Regions from separate parts of the Homo sapiens genome. Here regions 1 and 3 are each linked to region 2. A link is a contact called in ENCODE Hi-C or POLR2A ChIA-PET data. All regions are on one chromosome and are shown on one strand. Each heading gives the region's core, a stretch centred on a gene start or an enhancer-like site at or near the end of the contact. The rest is flanking DNA. Distances are from core to core; before and after follow the strand shown. Region 1 holds the start of LRP4-AS1 (LRP4 antisense RNA 1). Region 2 holds the start of MDK (midkine). Region 3 holds the start of F2 (coagulation factor II, thrombin).

Region 1 (3,813 bases), core at 651-3,150, 460 kb before region 2:
AGTGAGCTGAGATGGTGCCATCGCACTCCAGCCTGGGCGAGAGAGCGAGACTTCATCTCAAAAGAAAAAAAAAGAAAAAAAAAAAAGGGCCGGGCACAGTGGCTCACGCCTGTAATCTCGGCACTTTGGGAGGCTGAGGCAGGTGGATGACCTGAAGTCAGGAGTTTGAAACCAGCTTGACCAACATGGTGAAACCCCATCTCTGTTAAAAATACAATAAAAAATAATTAGCCGGGCGTGGTGGCAGGTGCCTGTAATCCCAGCTACTTGGGAGCCTGAGGCAGGAGAATTGCTTGAACCCGGGAGATGGAGGTTGCAGTGAGCCAAGATCACGCCATTGCACTACAGCCCGGGTGACATGAGAGAGACTCTGTCAGAAAAAAAAAAAAAAAAAGCCGGGTGCAGTGGCTCACGCCTGTAATCCCAGCACTTTGGGAGGCCCAGGCGGGAGGATCACGAGGTCAGCAGATCAAGACCAGCCTGGCTAACACAGTGCAACTCCGTCTCTACTAAAACTACAAAAAATTAGCCAGGTGTGATGGCACGTGCCTGTAGTCCCAGCTACTCAGGAGGCTGAGGCAGGAGAATCGCTTGAACACGGGAGGCGGAGGTTGCAGTGAGCTGAGATTGCGCCACTGCACTCCAGCCTGGGCGACAGAGCGAGACTGTCTCAAAAAAAAAAAAAAAAAAAGCAGTATTGCAGTAAACATCCTTGTACATTTTTCTTTGCATACTTGCACAGATCTGTACGATAAATTCCTCATAGTGGATTACTGGGCCAGAACTAGATTATGTACATTTTAGTAACTGTCAAATTGTCCTCCTAAAGGTTTGTACCAATTATACTCTTACCAATATTGACTTTGAGTGTCCATTTTTCCAAATCTCTTTATATTTTTAAAAACAGAGATGGGGTCTTGATAGCAAGACCCAGGTTGGTCTTGAACTCCTGGCCTCAAGCAATCCTCCTGCCTCGGCCTCCCAAAGCGCTAGGATTACAGGCATAAGCCATTGCACCCAGCCTGTTTTTCCAAATCTTGACCAACCAAAGGCTGTTGAACTTTTTCATCTCTGCCAACTTGACAATGAAAAAACATGTAATTGTTTCATTTACTTTTATCCATCCTCTCTCCATCTTTTAGCCTGTTGGGAATCTACACATTCTTTAAATCCTAGGTTAAAAATTCATCTTCCTCACAGATCCTCCCCCATCAAATTTCTCCTGTCTCTAAGCATTTATAGCTTTTCATTTATACAGTTATTACACTGCTTTGAATTTTAGTGACTAGTCTGTATGTTATATTCCTCCAACCACTGTAGATTACAAATTCCTTGGAAGTAAGGACCTGAACTCATTCACAGAAACACTGAATGTAGAGCTAAGCTAAAATTCTGGAGATCATGTTAACCAAGCCTCTCGTTTTTATAAGGGAATATTAAGCATTTGCAGGATGCGTTACAGTTCACAAAGGCTTTTCTCAGACATTCTATTAGTTATATTAACTCCTCCATTAAATTGTAAGGGAAACATCGTTATCCCATTTTACAGATAAGGAAACAACTCCAGAAGATTTACTGAGAAAAGTGATTTACTCAGAACAGTTCCAAGGTCAGAATCCAGCATCCTGGCTTCATTCGCTGTTACTTCCACGACATCTCAGCTGCCTCTGGTTTCCCTCACAGCACTTAGCTTCACAATCTCTAGGGAATGAAATGACCAAAAAAAATTGTCGGGTGTTGACAGCAGCCTGAACATCTGTAATTAAATAAAGCAAACATGCTGACGACCAAGGATGCCCGGGTCTACACACATTCTTTCGCCTTTCTTTCTGGAGTCGGCAGACTTGCCCCCGGCAGCGACCAGCGTCCCCACCCGTGCAGGCGGCGTCTGGTCCAGAGGGAAACACGGCTGCGCGCGGCCCCTTTAAGGCTGCGGGCGGCGCGTGCCCACAGGCCTTTCAAATGGACCAATAAAAGTCCGATGGGCGGTCCGTCGAGGACCAATAAAGAACGAGGACACTGCGGGGTGTGCGGCGGCCCAAGCGGTTTCAAACGGCTTAGAGCAGGCCGCTTGGTTCTGACCCAGCTGAGGTGAGTGGTCGGTGGGCCTGCCCCACCCGCGAGGCCCTCGAGTGCAGGCATCGCGCGCGCAGAGGAGCCCCTGAATCCTGGGCGGCTGGAGGTCTCCAGACGCGCGCCCCACTTGCCCCACGAACCCGGCAGGTCTGAGGCGGCGAAGCGAGCCGGAGGCCGGGGGACCTGCGGCGGGCAGGGCCGGGGGCGTGGGCGCTCGTGTGCGGCGGAGGCCGGGGTTGGGCTCCAGGTGGCCAGAGCGCGCCGCAGCGTGGCGCGGGTGGCAGCGTCCGCGGGGCGCGGGCGGTGCAGGGCCGCGCCTGGCGGCAGCGATTTACCAAGACTAGGGCGGGGGCCCCGAGAGCCGGCCCTGCTAGAGTGCCTCTCGCGTAATTGTCAAGTGAATGAATAAGTAAGCGCCTACGAGGGCTGTGGTGGTTGCGAAGGGCCTTGTCGCCCTGGAGCAAGGACAGCGGCACCGGGGCCTGGCCGCACACCTGTGTCCCTGCTGGCTTGCTGCGATGTGAACGATTCCGATCATCCACCACCCCGCCCTTAACGACTGGCTTTCTCTCTCTCAACGTGTCGGGAGCGTTCTGGTGTCCTTCCAGCCCTGGAGGTGTTGGGGAACCAATACAATAGCCAGCAGTGTGGGTTGGGCCTTGCTACTTTAAGGTCGGGCTCGGTGAACTAGATTCTTACTTTTGAGCTCTCCCCTCTACTTGTAATCGTGGTAATTGTTGAGCAGGATTGAAATGCATTCCGTTGTGTTTCTTGGATAGAAAATGATGAAAGGGTTGTTGCCAGAGTGGCTAGTGTGTGTTAGAAAATATATTCGTGTTGATGAATCTTAACAATGAGTTTTTTATTCAGCATCAATAGAGGTTGAAGTGGTTTTTGCAGAACTTGCCCCAAATTTATGCGTGGCTCTAATTTAATTCTCATGGGACCAAGGCATCAAATCTTGGCCCAGAAATGCTGCCTGTCTTATGCATAATTATAGTAATTGAAAACTCATTTTTAGAAAGGTGAGCTCCTCCTTCCTCCATTTTCATCACCCTGAAAAGTCCTTCTTTTGACCTAAAGAGCCAATAAATTAAGCTAAGAATCTTTTGAAACTTTAAGAAATTGTAGAAGACTTTGACTTCTCTGAAGTGACTGGACAAACTGTAATGCTTTTACCAAATTTAATGATATAGATAAAGGTGAAATCAATTTATTTTGCAACCATAAGTTAAATCTAGTTGGTAAACTCATGTAAAAAAATTTTTAAATAAGATTTTAGGCTGGGCGCGGTGGCTGACGCCTGTAATCCCAACACTTTGGGAGGCCGAGGCGGGCGGATCACGAGGTCAGGAGTTTGAGACCAGTCGGGCCAACATGGTGAAACCCCGTCTCTCTCTCTCTCTCTCTACTAAAAATACAAAAAATGGCTGGGCGTGATGGCGGGCGCCTGTAATCCTAGCTACTCGGGAGGCCGAGGCAAGAGAATCATTTGAACCCGGGAGACAGAGGTTGCAGTGAGCCAAGATCCCGCCATTGCACTCTAGCCTGGGTGACAGAGCGACCCTCTGTCTCAAAAAAAAGAAAAAAAATTTTTTAAAAGGCTGTTCACTGAGGCAATGGCAAGCAAAGGTATTCCGTAACAATTAACATGCCTTTTACTTTATTCTCCATTACTTTAAAGTCTTGATCAGTTTTGAATTATGTTTGAATTATGAACAGTGGGTGTGGTAATTC
Region 2 (3,613 bases), core at 979-3,478:
CCTGGTCTTTCTCCCCACCTTCCCACTCCCAAACACATTTCCACAGCAAACTCCTTGGGAAGGGGCTTTTATATATTAAAAAAGAAGAGCTTTTATTGGGGGGAAAAAGTCAGTTTATTTGATGTGTTTCTTAGTAATGGAATTGTGGGGAAGAACAAAAGCGGGCTCTGGGACTCACATTGCTTTGGGGGAGGCTCAAGCTTCCCAGAATCCCTTGTCCCTCCCCACTTTGGGCACTTAGGGGTGGGGCTGGGGAGTGAGAGGGACAAGGCAGGGCATGATTGATTAAAGCTAACGAGCAGACAGAAGGCACTGGTGGGTCACATCTCGGGCCTGGGAGAGGGAGGGCGTGGGCCAGGCCCCATGTGACACCAGGGGCTCCTTGGCATCCAGGCTTGGCGTCTAGTCCTTTCCCTTCCCTTTCTTGGCTGTAAAACAAGAAAGAAATATTAATACCATATCAGCAGTTAGGCTGACCCATTGCAGACCGCCGGCTCCACAAACACCCGGGCATCAGGGAAGGAGAAGATTCTGCCCCCTAGTGGTTTCCAATCAGCTGACTCGGAAGCAGGGGATGGGGCAGCCATTGTGATGTGGACATGGGACATCCCCAGCTTCCTATTTCCACTTGGGATCAGAAAACCTTCAAGTTTCCAGTCCTAGTCCTGGTCACAGCAGCCCTGGGCATCCTCAGCCTCCTCACCTGAGAAGCGGGCAGATTCACCCCTGCCCTGCTGGCCTCGCTGGGCTGAGTCACGAGTGAGCTGAGAGGCCCAGGGTGGGCCTTGACCTCCTCCCAACACTAGAAAGGGCAGAGCTGACCAAATGCTGCCCGTGGCTGGAGAGCTGACAAAGGCAAGCCGTTCCAGGACACTCTCCCTGGGTCCTAAGCCAGATGCTCCAATGGAGTAGTTTGAGTTGGTCCCTATTTGGGCCAGGGAGGATTTATGTCCCCAGCATCACCTGCGGCCTCTCTTGTAGTGCCCATCTTCAGACTTTTCCAGGCAGGGAAGCCAAGTGAGGCGATGTCAGGAAGCCACTGGCCAGGACTCAAAACTTAAGGTTTAACTTGGAATTGTCCCCTCACAGGCGGGGGGGGGGGGGGGCAGCCCCCCGCGACAGCCCCACCCCCTTCTCCTTTCGCTGACCTTTGGCCTTTGCTTTGGTCTTGGGGGTGCAGGGCTTGGTGACGCGGATGGTCTCCTGGCACTGAGCATTGTAGCGCGCCTTCTTCAGGGTGCCTTGGCGGACTTTGGTGCCTGTGCCCCCATCACACGCACCCCAGTTCTCAAACTTGTACTTGCAGTCGGCTGGCGAGAGAGCGGCCCAGGTCAGCGCTGCGCGGCCCGCGGCCCCGCCCTCCGCCAAGGGTCCGCCCAGGCTTCGGCGAGGCTGTGCCCCCCGTCTCCTGCCCTCTGACTGCGCCCCGCCTCACCTCCAAACTCCTTCTTCCAGTTGCAGGGCACCCTGCACCGGATGCGCTGGGTCTGGGCCCCGCAGGTGCCCTCGCGGAAACCCACGCCGCAATCCTTGCTGCTGGGGGTGCAGGGCCCCCAGGCCCACTCAGCGCACTCGCTCCCCGGGCCGCCCTTCTTCACCTTATCTACAACGCGCGAGGAACAGAGTTCAGGACTGGGGCACGGGGAGACTCCCTCGGGAGCCGCCTTCCTGGGGTTCCAGGCTAGGAACCCAGGCGGCCCAGCCCAGAAGTGGAGGGGCCTCGCCTGCCCGTCCCCAGCCCTCCTTCGATCATCCCCCATCACCTTTCTTTTTGGCGACCGCGGAGGTGAGCGCCAGCAGGGCGAGGAGGGTGAGGAGGAGGAAGCCTCGGTGCTGCATCCTGAGGGGAGAGCCCGAGTCTGAATCCCTGGCCCGTCCCCTTCCCCACCGGGGGCCGCGTGCAGGGCCCTCCCACCTCCGCGTGCTCCACTTTCCAGGCCCCAAGTCGGGCTGCTAAGGTGGCGGCGGTGGGAAGACTTGGGGCGGCCCCTCGCCGCTAGCCCGGACGCACCGCTAAGAGGCGACTCCCCGGGGGACGCCTCGAGCCCAGGACGCAGCTCAGACCCCCACCCCCGCCTCCAGCCCCCAGCCCCTAGATCGGCCGCGGCCGGGCGGACCAGGGGCCGCCGCGCGCTCACTCGCTCGCTGCCCGCGCTGCTTCGCTCCCTCCCGCGCCGGGCCCGTCCCGCTCCGGCCGCCGCGGCCCCTTTTGTCTCCAGAACCGGTCTGAGCCGGTCACATGGGCCCCCGCCCCCTCTCCCCACCCCCCCAGGGAAGGACCCGCCCCGCCCCCTCCCCTCAAACCCGCACCGCCCCCGACCCCGGCGTCCCCGCCCCCGCTCCAGCCCGCGCCCCCCGCGCTTCTACTCCGGCGTCCGTGTTCCCGGCCCCGCGTCCTCGCGTCTCCCCGCCGGTGCCCTCTGCGCTGCGACGGCGGCCTCTCCCGGCCCCATCTTCCGAGCGGTGGTCTCCCGACCCCGGGCCCCGTCCCGCCCGCGCACACCGGCCCCCGGCCCACTCCCTGCGCCGCCGCCCGCTGCCCCCATCCCAGGTCGTCCCCTGCCGTACGCCAAGGCCCGGGCCGTTCTCAGGCCTCAGCTTCTCTTGCCTGCCGCGGAGCCCCGGCGCCTGTATAACCCGCGGGACCCGCTCCCCTCCACGGCCGGCTCAGCCCTGGCGCCCTGCTGGCTGCTGGGGAGGGGGCGCGGCCCACCTGGGGCGGTTTCCGCGGGTGGGCAGGGAAGCGCTCTGCTGTGCTGGGGGGAGTCTGGGACCCGGTCGCCCAGAGAAAGCCACGGGTGCGGTCGCCCAGTGCCTTTCCGGGAGCACAGGCTTGAGGGACTGCGAGTGGGGGTCCTGGGGGAGGAGCCCGCAGGCCTGGATTTGGTGAAACTTGGCGCTGACAGGAGCCGTCTGAGAAGTTCCAGATCCAGCCACATCGGCAGCTGCAAGTGCCCACCCCCTCTAACCCTGGGCCTGTGGCATTGCCTCGCCCGGTTCCCCCAAACCGGGAGAGCCCCCGAGGCCTGGGGGAGGGGCTTGCTCAAGGCCACAGGGCAAATGGGCCACAGAACCCGGGCTCGCCCCCGCCCCACCCCTCTTTCACTTTCATTGTTGTTCTCCGCGGGAAGCGGGAAGCCGGAGGGATCGGCCCCGCCCCCGGCCCCGACGAGCGCGGCCGCCGGGCAGAGGTCAGGAACCGGGCAGGCCCTGGGACCAACCACCAAACGGGAGCCGGGGCCCCAGGAAGGTGCTGTCGACAGCGTCCAGTCCCCCACCCCGAGGACAACCCCGCAGCCCCCGCTGCTTGTTAGACCTCCCCCGCAAAAGAAGAAAAGCAGAAAAGAAAAAAAAATCCACTTTACTGAGTCACACCCAGCTGTAAACATGTCACCGTGAGAGTCCCGCCCCCCACCCCCAGGCCGCACAGTCCGCGATGAAATGACAGGGGAGCGGGGAGGGTCGCCGGAGCGGGTGCCAAGCAAGGCAGGGCAGGCAAGTGCAGCAGGCGCTGAGTTTCCGGGAGGAAGCCCGGAGGAGGTGGGGTGGGGCAGGAGCGGGGGCTGGGGACCCGGCCGAAGACCAGGGGGCCCAGGAAGCCTCTTCCCGAAGG
Region 3 (3,782 bases), core at 740-3,239, 340 kb before region 2:
CGTGGTGGCGAGCACCTGTAATCCCAGCTACTTGGGAGGTTGAGGCAGAGAATTGCTTGAACCCGGGAGGCGGAGTTTACAGTGAGCCAAGATCGTGCCACTGCACTCCAGCCTGGGCAACAGAGCGAGACTCTGTCTCAAAAAAAAAAACATTAATTCATTAGTCCATTCATTCATTCATTCGTTCGCATGCCAGACACAGAGCCAGGTACAAAGAGACATCTTGACCCCAGGAATGGGAGCAATGTCAGATGCTGGGGACTGCCTCGGCCTCCACCAGCCACACTCCAAACCCACCCCTGAGCTCTTCTCCCAGGCTCCCCTCCATGTCCTGCTCCCCAAACCCGTGTCAGTTGCTCACCTTCCAGACATGCAGCAAGCTTATCTCGAGGCGTCCTCGCTGTCTCACAAGCTGGAAAAGACCCAGGTGTTTACCTTTGGGATTGGGGTATGGCCAGGATGAGCTGGAGTCAGGGTGGATGGGATGTTGGTGAGAAACAGAAAGATGGATGAACAGATGGGAGGGACCAAGGAAGGAGTGGGGAAGGGGTGGATGGGTGGATGGCTAGGTGCAGCAGAAGATTCTCTGGGTAGAATTCTCTCACTGGGGTCCCCAGGCCTCCCTTCCTGGGGCAAATCCTTCCCGGTGCTCACCTGTGTACTTGGCCCAGAACACATCCTGAAAAACAAGGGCTGGGAGTGAGGCTACGGCAGCTCCTGTTTTGTGTTGTTTTAGTAAATGTTATGTCTCCTCCTCACACTTTCCTTTACCCTGGTCACGCAGGGGGCAGGCTCTGGGGAGGTTTGTGGCAGAGTTTCCTACTTTTGTTTCCAAAAGGAGAAGAATATTTGAGGATAGGGGAGTTCCTCCAACACACACACCGAGACTGAAAGAGGCTGGGGGAGATGGGAGGAGAGGGGGCAGTGGGACCCTGGCAGAGCCCTACAGACAGGAAAGGCGACACAGAGCTCCAGGAACACTGAGTCTTGAGCCCGGGGGCTTGTGGTGGCCTCCCCAGAGTCCCACCCCTCAAGGGTGGTGTGGGAGTCTGCCGCTGAGGAGGCCATGTGGACACAGAGCTCCAGGGCAGGTGGATGTCTGAAGACTGTGGAGGCCTCCCCATGTCATGGAGCTGCACAGGGACACAGTCCAGGCACAGAGACCCCCAGGAAAGGCTGAGGCCGCTCCTCTTGCCAGCCCTGTGAGGAGGGGCTCAGAGTTGAAATGAGGCTGTGAGCAGCGAAGGGGCTGTGGCGTTCCTCGCTTGCTTCTCTGTGGAAGTGTCTAGAGTTGGGCCCGGTCTGAGGCCCCGGCACCGTCCGAGCAGCCCAGGCTCACCGTAGCCGTGGAGGACTCCAGAGCCTCGAAGGCCTCCTCGTAGCTGCACGTCTCCTCCACGCACTCTCGCTCCAGGTTGCCCTTGCGCACCTCCTCCAAGAAGGTGTTGGCTCGCCGGACCCGCTGGAGCAGCGACCGTGCTTGCTGAGGAGCCAGGAACACTGTAAGGCGGTGGGGGGGTCATGGGACAGCGGCCTCAGGAACAGGCAGTCTTGGCCATTCTGGGGGCATGAAGCAAGCCCACCCTCCCCTGCTGGCTTCTGAGAGAGGCTGTCTGGGCTGGTGGAAGTGCCTGGAAGGCTGCTAAATGTGGCCCCCTGTGCCCCTCCTACACTGCCCCTTGCCCCCAGCCTGCTCCCTATATTGGAAGAGAGAAGCAGCCATTCTCTTTCCAGCCCTGAGCTCCTGACTTCTTCCCTAAGCTGGCCGCCTGGGGCTGAGACCTACTTAGGGGCCAGCTCTGTGTGCTCTGTCCAGCCAGGAGACCCCAGCCCATGGGCCCACACCCCAGTCCTCCAGCCTGTTCCAGCCTGCAAGCACTCCCTTACCATGCTGGCTGTGCACAAGGCTACACAGGGCAGCCAGGGCCAGGCAGCCAGGCAGCTGCAAGCCTCGGACGTGCGCCATAGTGTGTCAGCTCCTGGGTCACTGAGGAATTGTCTGTCCTGACCCCTCTGGGTTAATGTTGAACTAACATGAAGAAATCAGCGGAGAGGGTGAGGTCAGAGGGTCAGGGCCGTGGGGACGGGTGGGTAGATAGTCCTCCTGTCCATCTCCACCATCTGGGAGGACAGGTCCTCCTGGGAGCAGGGATGGATGGTCTAGGAGGAGTCACAAAAAAGGTCACTGTCACCCCCATCTCCCACCCTCCCCCTCTGAGATTTAGCCCATTCTGGCCAGTGGGGCTATGAGACTTTCCTGGAGCTCCTTCGAATCCTAACATATAGCGGTGGTTGCTTGTCATCTCTGTGTGCCTCAGTTTCCTCATCTATACAATGGGAATAATACTTTGTTGTGAGGACTAAAGGAGATTAGGAATGGAATGTCCATGGAATATCGTAAGTTCTTAATCAGATCTGCACATATAGGCCAATGTGGGGGTTTGTATAATCATAATACACAGATATCAAAAATAGAGACAAAGATAAAAGGTGTGGCCTGATGGAAGTTGCCCCTCGCCATGGGATGCACCAGGGATAGGAACAGCCAACATTTGCCCCAGCTTCTCAGCCACTGGAGGAGGGGCCCATTTCTCCTCCTTCCTGTCCAGGGTGCCTGGAGGTGTGTTTGTGTGTGGCAGCTGCCTGGGAGGAGTCAGGTCCAGGGACTCTTGGGCCTTTAGTCTATCTTCTGTCACCTCCCAGGACCTGCGCCTGTCCCGGAACAGGGGCTACTGAAATCCCTGGGTCTCCACTGAGGGGCCCTCCTTCTCCCTGGCTGCCTGCCCCATGGCAGGCCTAGAGAGGCTTCTGGTCCTACCCTACCCTCCGCCCTACTCCTGTCCCTCCCCCATTTCCTGTTTGCAGTACCCAAGGCAAATATTAGTCTAAGTAGGACAGAGGGACAAAGAGCAGGAACACGGGGAGGCACAAGTTCTCGCCTCGCCTCACCTGTCCTTTGGGCCTGGCTGTTTGGGGTCTGGACCAGGTCATGTGTGGGAACAGGGAGTGTTGGCAGAAAAACTGGGGACCAGGACTCCCGCAAACACCTTAATTCCTGGGAGGCCCATTTCTTATATATTTTCATATATATATTTTTAGGCCAGGCATAGTGGCTCACACTTGTAATCCCAACACTTTGGGAGGCCGACATGGCAGGATCGCTTGAGGCCAGGAGTTTGAGACCAGCCTGGGCAACATAGCAAGACCCTCATCTCTACCAAAAAAAAATTAAAAATTAGCTGGGAATGGTGGTGCATGCCTGCAGTCTGAGCTACTGAGGAGGCTGAGGCAGGAGGATCACTTGAGCCCAGGAGTTCCAGGCTGCAGTGAGCTATGATTGCACCACTGTACTCCAGCCTGGGTAACAGAGTAAGATCCTGTTTCTTTCTTTCTTTCTTTCTTTCTTTTTTTTTTTTTTTTTTGAGACGGAGTCTCGCCCTGTCACCCAGGCTGGAGTGCAGTGGAACAATCTCGGCTCACTGCAATTTCCATCTCCCTGTTCAAGTGATTCTCCTGACTCAGTATCCCAAGTAGCTGGAATTACAGGCGTGTGCCACCACACCTGGCTAATTTTTGTATTTTTAGTAGAGATGGGGTTTCGCCACATTGACCAGGATGGTCTCGAACTCCTGACCTCAGGTGATCCGCCCACCTCCACCTCGGCCTCCCAAGTGCTGGGATTACAGGCGTGAGCCACCATGCCTGGCCTGAATGAGACCTGTTCCTAGAAAAATAAAATAAAATAAAATAAAATTGAATAAATAAAATAAAATTATAATATA

Evidence for each region. A loop is a pair of places that touch in the nucleus more often than their neighbours do. ChIA-PET counts read pairs that join two places held with the same protein, here RNA polymerase II (POLR2A). Pooled maps may share reads with other maps.
Region 1: a pooled map shows a loop between it and region 2 (16-fold over the local background). The contact joins the promoter of LRP4-AS1 here to the promoter of MDK in region 2. A Hi-C loop is called at or near these places in 1 of 37 single-sample maps with no recorded cell type and 7 of 50 pooled maps. POLR2A ChIA-PET finds 5 or more read pairs at or near these places in 2 of 52 experiments (WTC11 and activated CD4-positive, alpha-beta memory T cell).
Region 3: a loop to region 2 is called in a map of A673, with 2.3 times the contacts of the local background. The contact joins the promoter of F2 here to the promoter of MDK in region 2. A Hi-C loop is called at or near these places in 1 of 168 maps with a recorded cell type or tissue (A673) and 1 of 50 pooled maps.

What each region holds. Positions count from the first base shown.
Region 1 is chr11:46,844,498-46,848,310 of GRCh38, reverse strand. LRP4-AS1 (LRP4 antisense RNA 1) reads right to left here and starts at 1,900. Exons shown (of 3, transcript NR_038909.1): 1 at 1,812-1,900; 2 at 1,594-1,701. CKAP5 (cytoskeleton associated protein 5) reads left to right here and starts at 2,031. Exons shown (of 44, transcript NM_001008938.4): 1 at 2,031-2,091. RefSeq lists enhancers at 1,637-1,756, 2,211-2,788 and silencers at 1,967-2,046, 2,227-2,376.
Region 2 is chr11:46,380,284-46,383,896 of GRCh38, reverse strand. MDK (midkine) reads right to left here and starts at 2,228. Exons shown (of 5, transcript NM_002391.6): 1 at 2,139-2,228; 2 at 1,764-1,840; 3 at 1,436-1,603; 4 at 1,149-1,310; 5 at 96-428. The coding sequence starts at 1,839. The coding sequence ends at 403. It overlaps DGKZ (diacylglycerol kinase zeta), which reads right to left. Exons shown (of 31, transcript NM_001199267.2): 31 at 3,346-3,613. CHRM4 (cholinergic receptor muscarinic 4) reads left to right here. Exons shown (of 2, transcript NM_000741.5): 2 at 1-108. RefSeq lists silencers at 1,244-1,538, 1,514-1,563, 1,984-2,093, 2,524-2,723, 3,154-3,363 and an enhancer at 2,863-3,497.
Region 3 is chr11:46,717,420-46,721,201 of GRCh38, reverse strand. F2 (coagulation factor II, thrombin) reads right to left here and starts at 1,989. Exons shown (of 14, transcript NM_000506.5): 1 at 1,888-1,989; 2 at 1,340-1,500; 3 at 655-679; 4 at 362-412. The coding sequence starts at 1,966.